Linked DNA regions of Homo sapiens: region 2 is linked to region 1. A link is a contact called in ENCODE Hi-C or POLR2A ChIA-PET data. All regions are on one chromosome and are shown on one strand. Each heading gives the region's core, a stretch centred on a gene start or an enhancer-like site at or near the end of the contact. The rest is flanking DNA. Distances are from core to core; before and after follow the strand shown.

Region 1 (3,465 bases), core at 706-3,205:
CACCGTTGCCCAAAGTCCTGGGGACCCTGGAAGCCATAGCAGCCCTCCCCACCGGGAGACGGGGACAGGCACCAGGCTGGACCCAGGGCTGGCATCTGCTGGAGTCAGGAGAGGGTGTCCAGGGGCTGCACACAGGAACAAGGACCCCAGAAAGAGGCAGCAGAGAGCAGGCACTGGGGTGCACTTTCCTCTGCTGGGAGGATGGGGCTCTGCTCCACAGGGGGTGGAAGGAAGGGGTGGTGGAGGGTCCTGCCCCTGCCAGAGGGGGGTGGCCCTGGGCAATGGGGAGGGCAAAGGCCACAGGGCCCTGTGAAGACACTGGCCCTGGACACGTGAAGGAGGTCCTGTGAGCCCCGTGTCTCAGCCCAGATCACTGTCAGCATTCCGGGGCCAGTGGCCCCCTTCTCCAGGCTGGGGAGGGCCTGCGGTGTGCACAGACGCTCCCAGTGAGCCCTCCAGATAGGACAAGGGCCTCCCCTGCACCGCCTGCCATCCCCAGCTTCAATGTCCTCATCTTTGCAATGGGCGATAACAGGGCGGACTGGAAACATATGCCTCAGGGGTCTTCACCTCCCAAGCAGCACCACACGGGGAAGGGCCCCAGGGAGCACGGCGCCCACAGACCACATCTCGAGCACAGTGGGGGCACTGGCGCTGTCGGGGGGCAGACTTGCGTTTTGGCAAATTGTCCCGGCTGCCCCACTGGAAGATCGGGGGACAGGCAGGAGGCTTGTAGCACGGTGGGGGATGGGCGGCCCAGGCCTGGGTGGAGGTGGTGAGGAGTCCCAGCTCTGAGAGCACTGAGGGGGCGCCCCGACCAGGAATGGATCCACGGGGAAGGGCGGGGTGAGCCAGGACTCTGAGAGCACTGAGGGGCGCCCCCACCGGGAATGGATCCATGGGAAGGGGTGGGGTGAGCCGGGACTTCCCGCCTGAGAAGCCAGGACCAGGTGCCAACAGGCACCCTTCCTCCAGGCTGTCCTCCTCTAGGCTCTGCTGAGCTCCGGGCAACAAAGGCACTGCCTTTGTTGTGTACTTGCTGCACCCGGGGCCAGGCCCAGCGGCGGTCAGCTGAGGACAGCGACTGGCCAAGCTCCAGGCCCTCCCAGGACCAAGGCTGACTGGGTGGCCAGGCGCCCCAGAAGGGAGGTTCATGCCCAGCCTCTGGTTGGGGAACCCTAGGCTAGCATCCCCTGTCCCCAGGGCCTGTGAATTATTTAAGCCCCTCCCTGGGCCCATCTGCTGCTCTCTGGGGCAGCTTGGGGTGGAGTGAACGGTGCATTTGCTCCCCGAATGCCTGCAAGGCGCCGCTGGAGGGAGGTGGACCCCACCTCAGCACCAGCCCTCACCTCCTGCTGCTCACGGTGGCCGCTCCCAAAGGCCAGAGGGGCTGGGGCAGGGAACAGGCAGGGAGGGCCAGGGCAGGAGGGAGAGCAGGAGGCAGGATCAAGGGCTCCCATCCCCACCAGATAGGCCCCCCTCCACGGGGCTCACTCCAGGACGGCAGCTGCTGCCTTTCAGCCAAGATGAAATACTTCCACGGGGCTGCTACCTGCCAGGCAGGGCCGGGGGATGGGGGGCGGCAGGGGGACCCAGGCCTCAGCGGCTTCTGGAGAACCTCCGGATTGCTCCCTGAAGCTCCAGCATCCTGGGTCGTGCGGCCCAGCTGCACTCAGCCTCCACCGTCCTTCTGCACACCTGGCTGCACACGGCGGCCACCGTGGTTCCAGGCTCAGCAATGCAGTGGGGGCTGCCCGCTGCCCCTACCAGCAAGGGAGCCTCGGGCCAGAGGGAGGGGGCGCCTTCCCGTGCACTGCCAAAGCTCGGGGCCCAGACGGAAGTCTCTGCTCAGCCTCCTCCGACAGGCCCACGGCAGAGCAGACCTCACTTCACAGGGTTGGCATTTCTGAAGGATGACAAAGATCCCGGGGCTCAGAACGTGTTTTCTGTGCAAACAGACACTTCCCCACCAGCATGCCGATGACAGGCATCCGTGACAGCTCAGCCTGAATCACAGTCCCCCCACCACCACCCACCGCCCCCCCGGCAGCCCAGACGCAGTGGGGGCAGGGCTGGGGCCAAGAGCACGTTAGGGTCCCAGGCCGGTGGGGCCAACTCGCTGCCCAGCCCCCAGGGAGGGGTCCCATTGGCCTGTCCTGCCCCCATTACCAGGGCTGTGGTCTGGGGGAAGGGCTCCCTGCTGCCAACGGTGGCTGACCCTCTGAGGGGTCAGAGCCCCCGAGAGCCCCCAGCCCACCCATGGCGCAGACTCCCACAGGGCTGCCCTCCACGGTGATAGGACATGTTGGTGGGTCGCGGCTCTCTGGCCTCACGGTGGCCCTTGGAGCCAGTTCCTGGGGCTGGAGTAGAGGGGCTTCCTCCAGAAGCCCTACTGGGGCTGCCAGGGGTTAGCTGGGCAGCACTGATCAGTCCAGAGGGGCGGCACTGATCTGTACAGCCCAGAAACGCACCTCCATCAGCCACATTCTCCGCGACAATCTCTGCCTGTCACTGCTAGTGGCATCCCTCGGAGACGCTACTGCGTATGATCTTCGGGGGCCGGGGAGGCACACACATCTCTGGCCCCAGACCCCACAATCGGGACACGAGGCAAGCCCACCACCGCCTGCCTTGGCTGGGAGGGGGAGGGCCCTGGGGAGTGGAGAAGCGCCCGGCACCTTGTTGACGTGGACACCAGCAACAGGCCTCCCTCCTGGAGCGCACTCGGCCCAGCTGCTGGCCTGGACCCCAGGCCCTGCCCCAAATTGCACCTCAAGTCCTATTTCCAGACAGCGTGTGCTGGGTGGCCGAGCCACAGCCCCTATGGCAGGGCCAGGGCCAGGGCTGTGTCCTGGGAGCCGACATCCCTAGCACAGGCGGGGGTCCCACTGCCGAGCTGTCCCTCCTTCTCTACAAGTCACCTGCTCACCCTCACAACCACTGTCACCCCCTTTTCACAGATGAGGAAACTGAGACCCAGAGACACAGGTATGTCCCCAAAACCCACAGTCCAGCAACTGGTGGGCGGACAGGTGGGGATTTGAGCCCAGGCTGGGGTCCCACGTGCTTGGCCTTGAACGCGCCTGGTCCAAGGGTCTGGAACCTGGGATGCAACAGTCAGCAGGCGGGGAGCGGGGGGTAGGCGGGGAGCGGGGGGCAGGCGGGGAGCGGGGGGGCAGGCGGGGAGAGGGGGGTAGGCGGGGAGCAGGGGGGCAGACAGGGAGCGGGGGGCAGGGGGGGAGTTGGAGTTGGAGGGCAGGCCGAGTGGGGGGCAGGTGGGGAGTGAGGGGGAAGGTGGGGAGTTAGGGGGCAGGTGGGGAATTGGGGGGCAAGCGGGGAGTGGGGCCAGGCAGGGAGTTGGGGGCAGGCTGTATAGGGCGCAGGCTGAATAGGGAGGCAGGCCGAGTTGGGGGCACTTGGTAACGAGCTCCTTTTCTGTGTTCTGAATGCCGCGGGAAACATCCC
Region 2 (3,465 bases), core at 384-2,883, 97 kb before region 1:
CGCTGCTCACCATGCCTGTGTGTTATCTCCCCATGAAAAGTCACCTAGGCCGAGCATGGTGGCTCACGCCTGTAATCCCAGCACTTTGGGAGGTGGAGGCGTGCGGATCATCTGAGATCAGGAGTTTGAGACCATCCTGAGTAACATGGTGAAACCCCGTCTCTAGGAAGAATACAAAAATTAACTGGGCATGGTGTCAGGTGCCTTGTAATCCCAGCTACTCGGGAGGCTGAGGCGGGAGAATCGCTTGAACCTGGGTGGCGGAGGTTGCAGTCACAGCGTTTGCAGCGAAGCGGCTCCCAGAGCTGGGAGGAAAGCCCCGCCTGCAGCCAAGCTCCTGCTCCACCACCCCAGGTGCAGAGGGGCTGCCCCAGGCGGGGGACTCCAACTCCCTCTCAGCCAGGGCCAGGCCTGTGGGGTCCGGGCCTTCTCAGGGCCGAGGCCTCACTGCCCGAGCACGGGCCCTGCCTGCGGCAGTTACGCGGATGGTTCCTTTTTAAACGCAGGAGCTGCCGTCATCTTCTCTCACTCAGTGGTCATCACGGAAAGTGAAAACGACGGTGCTGCTCCTCCCACGGAGGAGAGACAAGCTCACAGGTGGGGAAGCCAGACCCTCGAGGATGAAGTGGGGGGCACAGCCCTGTCCTCCCTCAGATGCCCCAAGATAGGCCAGGGTGGGAGAAGGGGGCACCTGTCCCAGGCACTGGGTGGCCGCTGCCCGGCAGAGGGTCTCTGCCCCCATCAAAGGGAAGTGGAGGCCCCCAGGGTAGATTCTGTTTGGCCTGCATTTATGTAGCACCTACTTTATGTCTGGAAGTCGGGGGGCCCATGGGCAGGATCTGTTCAGCCCACATTTATGAGGCACCTGCTGTATGCCTGGCAGTGAGGGTGGGGCCCCAGGGGCAGGCTCTGTTCAGCCCACATTTATGAGGCACCCACTATATGCTGGGCAGTGGGTACAGGGATGGCTGCCCAGGCTGGCCTGTCCCACGGAGGAGAGACAGGCTCACAGCGGGGAAGCCAGAACCCCAAGTGTGAAGTGGGGGGCATGGGATCAGAGGCGGCCCAGACCCCATGAGCTGGGGCTGCACCAGGCACAGAAAGAGCAGTGGCAGCGACTCATGGCTTCAGGCTGCTCAGGTCCTGCCTGGGCCGACTGCAGGAAAAAACAAGGACTTCCGCCTCCCTGCGGTCCCTCCCCTACACCCGCCCACGTGGCCAGGACGTGAATGTCACCATGGGGACTTCCGCAGGGCCTAGTGCTTTCCTTTTTGTTTTTTGTGTTTTGTTTTTTTTTTTTTGAGTCTGGCTCTGTCACCCAGGCCGGAGTGCAACAGCGCGATCTTGGCTCACTGCAAGCTCCGCCTCCTGGGTTCACGCCATTCTCCTGCCTCAGCCTCCGGAGTAGCTGGGACTACAGGCGCCCGTCGCCATGCAAGGCTGATTTTTTGTATTTTTAGTAGAGATGGGGTTTCACCGTGTTAGCCAGGATGGTCTCGATCTCCTGACCTCGTGATCTTCCCGCCTCGGCCTCCCACACTGCTGGGATGACAGGCGTGATCCATCGCACCCGGCCAGGGCCTGGTGCTTTCCCAGACAGGTGACTGCCCGTCTGGTCTCGGCTTCCCCTAAGCAACATCCCAGGATCCTGCGGAAAGACCCACCCAGGCCTGGGCCTTCCCTGCTCGGTGCAGGGCTGTGGGCGCGACCCCTGGCAGCAGGCCAGGACGTGGGGGGCCGCCCTGCCAGAGCTGGGACAGGGCCAAGGGACCCTCCACCTCTGAATTTGCCTTGGGAGCTGAGACTTCTGATGGGAGACCTCAGACCTCTGTCTGTCTCTTCCTCTGTCTCTTCCTCTGAGCCACAGGGGCTGCAGGTCCAAGCCTTTTGCCTGGACAGGCCGCTAGCCACCAGGGGGCAGCAAAATCCAGGCCCTGCCTCCCCGGCCGCAGGTGCCACTTCCTAGAACCTGGGCTCCCTGTGCCATCACCTGCGTGCCTAACCCTGGGTGTGCATTTGGGGCCACACTCACTGCAGCCCTTTAAGAATCCACCCCCTCCTCCCTCCCCTCCCCCTGGGAAAACACAAGGGCTGCCCTCCATGGTCTGGTTGTCAGTGAGGGACACGGGGCTGGGCCCAGACACTAGAATAAATTATTCGGGTAATACATGGTTCGATGAGGGGCCAGGTGAGCCCGTGGGGGTTGGGCAGCCATGGTCGGGTTGGATCACGGTCCAAGGCCGGCCCCCACTGCTGCAGGGCCTCAGCCCACTCTCACTTCCTGTGTCTCTGTCATGGTCCCAGAGTGCAGGAGCCCCGTTTGCTCATCTCTAAAATGGAGTCATGTCGCTCTGCCTCCCGAGCTATTGGGAGGTGACTGGCGGACACTCCCACAGGTGGCTGGTACACAGCAGGGCTCACAGGGGCACTGGACAAACCGGGGCTCCCCCAGATTGCTGTGGGCAGGGAGGAGCTGTCCCCAGCTCAGAGCAGCCCTGACGGGCTTTCCAGCAGGGGCCAGGGTAGAGGCCAGCGGGGCAGGGCCCCAGCCCAGGGAGCCCCGAGCTCCCTGCCCACGTCTTGAGCAGAAGCCTCCAATCTCAGGGGCTGCAGTCGGCCAAGCTGTGGGCCAGAAACTCAGGCAGAAATTGCAGGGCTAGTGCCTTTATTAAAGCTCCATGGAGGGGCAGCTCCAAGGCCTGCACGCCACAGTTGGCCGCCATTGCCCAACTGACACAGCACATCCCCCCCGCAGTGCCTCCACAGCCCCACACCCCGGGGCAATTAGCACAGGGCCATGCCCTTCCATTGCGCAGCGTTCACCCACCCCACCACCACTTCAGCATAAACCGTGGAGTCCTTTCCCAGGCTGGACGGAGCCGGGGTCCAGCTGCGGGGCCTGGCTGGGGAAGCGCTGCCCGGCTGGGGAGGCGCTCCCCAGGCCCTCCCCACACACCTGCCCCTCCCCGCCGGGCGCATCCCCACCTCCCGCTGCCTCAAACCGCCTTCCTAACAACACCCTTTCCCCAGAGCCCCACCTCCAATATGTAGACTGGCCGCTCCCTCCATGGGAGGGGCTGCTCAGCCCACGCCCCGCCCTGGCGCTAGGCACCAAGCAGGAGGGGAACGGAAATCCTCTCTGGTTCGCTGGGAGATGGGGAGCCTGGCAAAGTGGCCACCAGGGCGTCCACCGGGTCCCCTGTGGGCGGGGTTGCTGGGCGCTGCTCCTGGGCAGAGGCCGAGGTCTCTCCGGCCCGTTGCTCTTCATTCACCGTGGCCTGAGACTCCCCAGTACTCGGTGGAGGGAGAAGGCCGGAAGGCTTCCCGGAGGCGGCGCGCCAGGCCTTCCCTGAGGTCCATCCGCGGCGCTCTCGGCGGCCCGGGCTCCGGGAATGAGGTGGCTGGTGAGGCCCGCGGAGTGGGAGGCCGGTAGGACGCGCGTCCTGCCCAGCGCAGGCGACAGAC

Evidence for each region. Hi-C counts contacts between places; a loop is a spot of excess contacts on that map. ChIA-PET counts read pairs that join two places held with the same protein, here RNA polymerase II (POLR2A). Pooled maps may share reads with other maps.
Region 2: a map of PC-3 shows a loop between it and region 1 (5-fold over the local background). The contact joins two enhancer-like sites. A Hi-C loop is called at or near these places in 14 of 168 maps with a recorded cell type or tissue (IMR-90, PC-3, PC-9 and 9 more) and 20 of 50 pooled maps. POLR2A ChIA-PET finds 5 or more read pairs at or near these places in 3 of 52 experiments (PC-3, SK-N-SH and activated naive CD4-positive, alpha-beta T cell).

Annotation. Positions count from the first base shown.
Region 1 is chr1:2,450,406-2,453,870 of GRCh38, reverse strand. It overlaps a transcript of PLCH2 not described here. Among named protein-coding and RNA genes, the nearest start is that of PLCH2, 24 kb to the left of the region's middle. RefSeq lists enhancers at 948-1,595, 1,596-2,244. Within about 2 kb of position 1,955, at least 3 of the 41 ENCODE cell types and tissues checked have a DNase peak (open chromatin) inside an H3K27ac peak, as active enhancers do; they include PC-3, dorsolateral prefrontal cortex and endothelial cell of umbilical vein, where a contact is called at or near this core.
Region 2 is chr1:2,546,644-2,550,108 of GRCh38, reverse strand. TNFRSF14-AS1 (TNFRSF14 antisense RNA 1) reads left to right here. Exons shown (of 7, transcript NR_037844.2): 7 at 1-189. Among named protein-coding and RNA genes, the nearest start is that of TNFRSF14, 8.0 kb to the left of the region's middle. RefSeq lists an enhancer at 1,042-1,911. Within about 2 kb of position 1,633, at least 38 of the 41 ENCODE cell types and tissues checked have a DNase peak (open chromatin) inside an H3K27ac peak, as active enhancers do; they include PC-3, dorsolateral prefrontal cortex and endothelial cell of umbilical vein, where a contact is called at or near this core.